Regions from separate parts of the Homo sapiens genome. Here region 2 is linked to region 1. Evidence: chromatin contacts called from ENCODE Hi-C or POLR2A ChIA-PET data. All regions are on one chromosome and are shown on one strand. The core of a region is the stretch at or near the end of the contact, and the rest is flanking DNA. Distances in the headings are between cores, read along the strand shown. Region 1 has its middle 140 kb from the start of LINC01206. Region 2 has its middle 240 kb from the start of LINC01994.

Evidence for each region. Hi-C counts contacts between places; a loop is a spot of excess contacts on that map. ChIA-PET counts read pairs that join two places held with the same protein, here RNA polymerase II (POLR2A). Pooled maps may share reads with other maps.
Region 2: a map of dorsolateral prefrontal cortex shows a loop between it and region 1 (2.0-fold over the local background). The contact joins two enhancer-like sites. A Hi-C loop is called at or near these places in 4 of 168 maps with a recorded cell type or tissue (dorsolateral prefrontal cortex, posterior cingulate gyrus and sigmoid colon) and 1 of 50 pooled maps. POLR2A ChIA-PET finds 5 or more read pairs at or near these places in 1 of 52 experiments (OCI-LY7).

Annotation. Positions count from the first base shown.
Region 1 is chr3:182,090,780-182,094,473 of GRCh38, reverse strand. No RefSeq gene overlaps it. Among named protein-coding and RNA genes, the nearest start is that of LINC01206, 140 kb to the right of the region's middle. Within about 2 kb of position 1,758, at least 3 of the 41 ENCODE cell types and tissues checked have a DNase peak (open chromatin) inside an H3K27ac peak, as active enhancers do; they include dorsolateral prefrontal cortex, where a contact is called at or near this core.
Region 2 is chr3:182,240,310-182,244,003 of GRCh38, reverse strand. No RefSeq gene overlaps it. Among named protein-coding and RNA genes, the nearest start is that of LINC01994, 240 kb to the left of the region's middle. RefSeq lists an enhancer at 665-3,018. Within about 2 kb of position 1,768, at least 8 of the 41 ENCODE cell types and tissues checked have a DNase peak (open chromatin) inside an H3K27ac peak, as active enhancers do; they include dorsolateral prefrontal cortex, where a contact is called at or near this core.

The DNA.
Region 1 (3,694 bases), core at 509-3,008:
CAACATATGGATGGTATGTAAGGCCATTGGGCTTGATGAGATCACCACAAGAATGAACTTAGATAGAAACGATGACCAAGGAGGACATACTAACATTAGAGTAGAGTCAAAAACTAAGTTGTAAAGTAAGAAAAAAGAAAGGTATTTTCCTTGCGTATGTGGGTTTGCTGGCCAACATGTGCACTCATTTTAGCGTGTTTCTCAGAGGTGTTAGCAAGGCTGTGTGCTGCAGTGTAGGTAGCTAGTCTGATTTCTACGGGCTCCACAGTGCCCAGCATAGGGATACAGTAAGCATTAATTAAAGAAACGAATGAGCTGGAATAAACATATAAATTTGTGACTTAACTTTCAGTCTTTCTACCTGAAATTCCTATACTTCAAGTCTTGGAATTCAAAACAGTTGTTGGTAAAATCATTCTAGGGCAATGACATTTATATAAACCAGAACATTAAAATGTAAAATAATTAGATATTTTCATTAGGCTCTCTGGAGATTTGGCAGCTTCTACAATCTGATCGTTGATTTTTTTTTATCAGAGCTTCACCTAGGCTGACCCTAAATGACTAATGATCAGATTTTTAGAAGCTTGTTAAATGAATTATAAATACGTATAATATATATAATTATATATAATATATAAATATATTTAAAAGTATACATGACCTAAAATAGAAATATTTATGCATTCATATAAAAATGAATATTAAGAGACTGTACATCTTAATTGATAAATGAAAAAAATTCAAAAAAGACAGACTATATTACAAAAATGAGATTCAAAATAAGCATCATTTGTGAGCACTGATTGGGATCACAAAAAACAAAACGTATTGAGTTCAAAGCCAACAAATTGAATGGTTCTACGGTAACAGAAAAAGTGTAGTTGTAACCAGGAGTGTATCCCACTAGATAATCTACAGCTTCAGCTGGTCCAGAAATGACTACTCTCACTCGAGGTTTGGTGTGTAAGTTGTACTCCTGGGAAGAAATAAGAGAGAAAAAACTTAATTGAAAGGATAATAAAGAAAGTAAAAAACAAATCAATGGTGGTAGAAACTTTGTAATCTGTTTCAGTATAGGTTTACTGATTCTTTTTTCATTGCCAGGTGTTAAGTTCTTTTTTCATTGCCATGTGTTGTTACTATAAAATTGATATATTAGATGCATAAAGAGTATAACTGATTACATTTGAAAACAATATTTAAATGTTTGTGGAATTATGTTAAATTATTGTTTTTACTGAATTTTTAAAATGAATGTATACTTAGAAAACATATTCCAAAGTAAAAATCAAATAAGTTAGACAAAGCAAAAATAATAGTGGGCATTTTGTCTCCATCTACAAACCTTCCTACGTCATTAGGCTCAAAAGCACATATTTACATGGAAAGGGTTACGTGTGCATTTTTAGCACAAGTATTCATTCATGATGTCACAAGATCAGAGCAGAGATTCCAACAAAACGATTTTTCTCCCCTGGAGCTGTGCAGCAGGTTCCAGAAGGCCCCAGGAGGAATCAGCACAAACACTGTGACCGTTATTTACCCTATCTGGGACTTCAGCAGCTGGGCTGTTTGCATGATATGCAAATGGGCACATCATTCAAGGAAGAAAGGATGAATGCTCTGGCACTTGCAGGGCAAACATTAACTGCTATGGGAAGAGGGCCAGCAAAAGAGGAACCAGACAGAAGCGAGTGGGTGGTGAGGGGCAGGACAAGAAACATCTTCCAAAGAAGCAAAATGCAGAAGGCAGACACTGCTTACTGGGAACCATTCAGCCTTCTCAGCCTCGGTAAACAACAGATGGGTGTGTGCTGCAGCCCTTTTTCCTGCAGAAACAGTGAATTTCCTCTCTACCCAATTTCTTCCTTTGGGTCAAATTTGTAAAATACTTTATATGTGGAAAATTACTGAGAGATACAGAGGGAACAAATTAGCTGGAACAGCAGAAGCTCTGGGAGCTAAGAGGAGACTGACTGACAGGAAAGAAAAACGTCTGGAGTCAGGCGGACCTAGGCACGAATCTTAGTTCTAAAATTTATCAGCTATGGATATTGAGCAAGATTCTCAATTTCTCTGTCTCAGTTTTCTTATCTGTAAAATGGACATAATAATACTATCTCATAGTAGGATCACTGTAAAATTTAGTAAATCTCCTTTGTATAAAGTGTCTCTTGCCAACATGACAGCAACTGGTTAGTATCATCAGAACTCGGACTTGAATTATTCAGGCTCTCCATCCCAAAGTGCAGCGGTCTGTGGGAGTCTAGAGATAATAGAGATTGTGGGAACCCCAACGAAGCAAATAACCTTGTGGCCACCCTACTTCTTAAAGGCTGCTCAATTCAACAAGGAATATTTACATAGTTCAGAAGTAAGTCTACACCCAGACACATTAAAACCTGTGGGTGAAATCTACTTTTTAAATACTTCAGCACAATCAAGCCCAGTAGGAACTTACAGGCTCTGATGAACTCATTGCTTCAATTGCATGCATATGTAGAGTGTAAAGTAGAAGACTACCACTAGAATGAAGACCAACACCACCTATGGGCATTCCTTTTCATTCAAGAGTAAACGTCACTGAATTGCTTACTTATAACTCCCTGTTCATCTTTACGTTTTTCGTAGCTTTAAATAATGTATTACTTAGTTTTGCAAGTTTTCATAATTTAAATAAATGGATTCATGCTGTTTGTATTTTTGTGAGACTTCTTTTTTGGCTCAATGTTAGGTTTTCGAATTCATGTTATATATCATCTATTTTAATTGCTATATAATATTCCTTTATGTGAATATTCCACAATGAATTATTCAATCTTTTGTTGATGTACAGCTAAGGACTTTTTTTAAAAAAATGTTTTGTTGTGTTGTGTTTTTGTTTTTTCCCATTACAAGTTATACTGCTACAAGCATTCTTGTGCATGTCTCCTGTTTTGTGTTATTCCGTGATGTACATGTTGAGCAGAATTGCTGGACCATAAGGTATTTAATTCAACAAGTTTTTTTCTGTGTCAGGCAATATTTTATACTCTAAGCACACATACATAAAAAGAACAGGCAGGAGTCTCTGACTTCATGTGCTTATGTACTAGTAAAGGGAAACAGGCAAAATAAATATATAAATTATATCTGTTGGAAAGTGATAAGTTTTATGGAGAAAAATGAAGTTGGGAGGAAATAGGAAGTGTCTGGGCAGTTTCTAATGTTACATAGGGTGGTCAGAAAGAGTAACGTGGTGAGCACGTGACATGTGAACAAAAACTTGAAGGAGATGAGGCAGAAGTCATGTGGATATCAGAGGAAGAGTGTTCCACAGTGTGCACATTTTAAATTTTATTAGATAATGCAAAATAGTTTTCCAAAATGATTTTACCACTTTGGGCTCCCAGCTGCAGGGCATAAGAGTTCCTGAAGCTCCAGATTCTTACAAATCTTTGACATTGTTAGATGTTTTATATTCTGCAAATCTGACAAGTAGCACTTGGATGTATTGTGATTTTGGATTTTCTAACTACTAAGAAGTTTGAGCATCTTTTCAAATGTCTATTGGTCATGTCTATTTCCATTTTTATGTGGTACCTCTTCAAATCTATTTTTATATTAATATTATGTTTTTGTCTTTCTTATGAATTTCTAGTTCCTATGTGGTTTGTACTATTAATCCTTTGTCAGTCATATGTGTTACTAA
Region 2 (3,694 bases), core at 519-3,018, 150 kb before region 1:
AAGGCTCATATCAAACAGAAATAGCTAACACTTTCTGTTATCTAGCCTATCTGCTCTTGCCCTCTCAGTCTCCAGCCACCTATACTACATATTTAGTCAAACAAAAGTTTTGTATAACATTTTCTAGCTTTTGAGAAAGTGATTACATTTCTATTGCAAGTCCTCTGTATCTCTTGCATCAGATCTGGTCTAATAATACTGAGGCTGGGTGTAGTGGCTCATGCCTGTAATCCCAACACTTTAGGAAGCCAAGGCAGGTGGACCACTTGAGCCCAGGACTTTGAGAACAGCCTGGGCAACATAGTGAGACTCTGTCTCTACAAAACGATTTTTTAAAAAATTAGCCAGGGGTAGTGGTGCATGCCAATAGTCCCAGCTATTCAGTAGGCTGAGGTAGAAGGATTTCTTGAGCCAGGGAGGTCAAGGCTGCAGTGAGCCTGATAATAATATGAGAATAATAAGATAAAAACTTGCCAGATTTAATCTCGTCATATGCCTACTTTTTAAAAATCAAACTCTTTGTAAAAGTACTGTGACATGTCATTCTGGGCTTCATGGATTTGCTCCCAGGGAAAAATACATCTGCATACATAGTGAGTTAATACATATGAATGAAGGTTTCTAGATGAGTTTTGAAGATGACCTCCATCTTTTTTTCTCCTTCTGGACTTTATCCACATAGCCATTTTTTTTTTTTAGGAATCAAGAATGACTGTTCTCACTGAGAGCAGATGTAGCTAAAATGAACAATACATGTTCAACATGTGGCTGATACACTTACATATTAAATGATAGAGAAAACTTTCAGAAATATGCTTTTTTTCTTCCAAACTTAAAACATTTTTCTTCCTTTTGAAAGCTTACATTTCTCACTCCATTGAAATGGACTGTTTTAAGAAATCAGTGGGTACAGTCACGTCTTCAATGTTCTTTCCTCTGATGACTAAACAAAATTATTATAGTTCACTGGTTTGAATGCAGTTTTGGGTTGTGTTTGCATGTTTGCCTGGTCATGTTATTTATAAAAACCATGCCTCTGTTGGAATAACTGCAGGGAAAAGAAAGACCTATCTGGAGAAGTTTGATTTGTTTTCTGTGTCTGTAATCAAATTACTTATAAATGATATGACATGGTTTATAATGCTTGAAATTTTGCTGTCAGAAACACATATATACACTTTGTGGTTGAATTCTCCCAGGTTTCCTTTTAAATCATGTAGGTCTCTGAGACATTTCCACCAAAATGTGGTAAAATGCAGAAGTTGGCAATTCAATTTTATTCAGCCTTTCAAGAAGGAAGGCCTAGATAAGCTTTGCTTGTTCATGTCAGTGATAATATTCATCAGTGAGGCCTAAATGTAATTCTGTAGGCTTGCTACTGCTTTGTTGTACTGTCATTTCTGAACCTCAATCTCTCTCTCTCTCTCTCCCTCTCTCTCCCTCTCTTTTTTAATCACAGCAAAAAGTTTCTTAAGAGCTTAACTCACAGCCAAGTGCCAGCTCCCCCATTTAATTTGTCCTGCTTCCCCACAGCACTTGTACTTTATGTTCAGGCAGAGGTGAGGTCAGTTCTCAGGGCCCAGCTCGCTGGACACCCTCAATGATGACCTCATTAGAGTCACAGATGTTTGCTGCACTTTGGGAGATGTGGAAAAAACAGAGCAGTAAACTAGGCCAGCTTGCAGTAAGGCTGTTACCCACAATTCAAGATAAAATGCTGGATAGTTCCCACTAGGTTCTGGTCGGCTAGGAAACGGCAACTTATTAATCTTGTGTCAGAGAGCCAGCTGCAGCCGTGGCAGTTACCATATTTCACCACCAACTCCATGTCTGGACAGCCATTGTCTTTTTTTTATGAAAAAACTCTACAAATCAGCTGCGTTCTCTCACTCCCTCTCCCTCTCCTTTCCCCCTTACACTTAGCAAAGCCCCCCGCTTGTCCTCCTTGGAGAAATTGCGCTCCAGCACTGAGAGAGTTCGGTGTATCGTCGATCCTGTGGTTGGTTTACTAATTCAGAGAGACTGCTTACTTTCCAACTTTAATGATATTCCCTCAGCATATCACTTTGGTTGCCTGGCGACCGGATTTGAGCTAGGCCTCTCATTTGATTCCCACACATCAGACCCTGAAAAGCACTTTTTTTCCCCCGTCCCTCAGCTTTTGATTCTTTCTGCTCTGAAACCCTTCCCCCTGCGGTGTCAGTATGGGTGGGCAGAGCCGTGGTAGAAGAAGGGCAAGGGTGAAGGGCGGCCCGTAGCGCACTGGTCACACATCAAGGCCTCAAAACAAAGCCTCCAGGAACCCTTCCTGACGAACACAAATTCCCCTCAGAAAAAGCAAATTTGGCTTTCCCTTCATAGTGTGGGTGTCATTTTAAGACTTTCCTTAGATACTTTATTAAATCTGATGCTTTTTATTGTTTTTCATGCCGTTTCTCACAAAAGACTTCCTATTATCAACAAGTTGCTATAGGAGTAAGCAAACAGATTATGAAGAGCTGAAATAGTCTAATAAACACTAGCCTTCCATCCACCTCCGTATATGTTTTAATATTATAATACGCGTGTTAGTATAAGAATTATCTATCTTAATTTGTACAAGAATGCACCACTTTTCCCACAGTGAGAAGATGTTTTATGCTAAAATCTGCATGTGAAAATCCAGTGTTGCTTGTAAAGGAAAATGGAAAATTTGCTTCTTTTGGTCTTTTTAAAGAAAAATAGAGATGCTTTATCTATTGTTGAAAAGCCTCCTCTGAGAAAAAATGTAATGAACATATTTTTGTGTGTTTCATGGTTGAGCCTACTAAAAAAACAGGGAAAAAAAAGAAAGTAAAAGAAAAATTCATATGAAGTGCATTTGAGTTTTTCCATAGTATTATCTCAATTGTTTAAATTAAATCGTATATGCTGTAATCATGTCCTCAAAACAGCACACACACACACACAAACTACTAGGAGCACTTAATGAGCTGTTTTACTGACTAGAATTAGTGCATAATCACATAGATACATGCAGATTTCAAATATATACGTATATTTTATAGAGGTATATAAATACACATCTATTTAGACGTACTTATACATTATTCTTGAAATATTAAAATTCCTATAAGCATGTCTATTATGACGATTCATCTATTATAAAAGATAGTTCAAATATTCTTGCTAGAGTTTATTTTCTCACAGATCTCTGAAGGATTTGATCATGTAACTCCCATTCATTCTCATGTGCAAATCCCCTGTGTATTGATGGGCAAATGGACTTCTAATTCCACACTAGAACTGAAAGTAGGATTCTTAACCTTTACTCTCTTGTTGTTGAACTTATCTAAGGCTAACAAAAGTTCTTTACCCTTTTCTCAGCAATGATCAAAGTGTGTACAAAGTTACTGCTTTTCCAAAACCGTTTTTGGATTTCTCCCCACACTCACTCCCACAACTCCCTCCATTTTCTGTACTTACAAGATCTATTACCTGCTACCTTAATCCTTGCTTAGTTATTAAGTGGCTGAGCTGAGAGAGTCAGTTTCATACTGCACATCCCTACATGCAAACAAAGAATGTTTTCAGATTAGCATTTAAATTTCATTTTTCTTTCCATTCTAAGTTTTAACTAATATATTATTTGCATTTTAGTGGTATAGATGGGCAAAACAGATATCTATTTATAAATTCTATTGATTCAGTTATT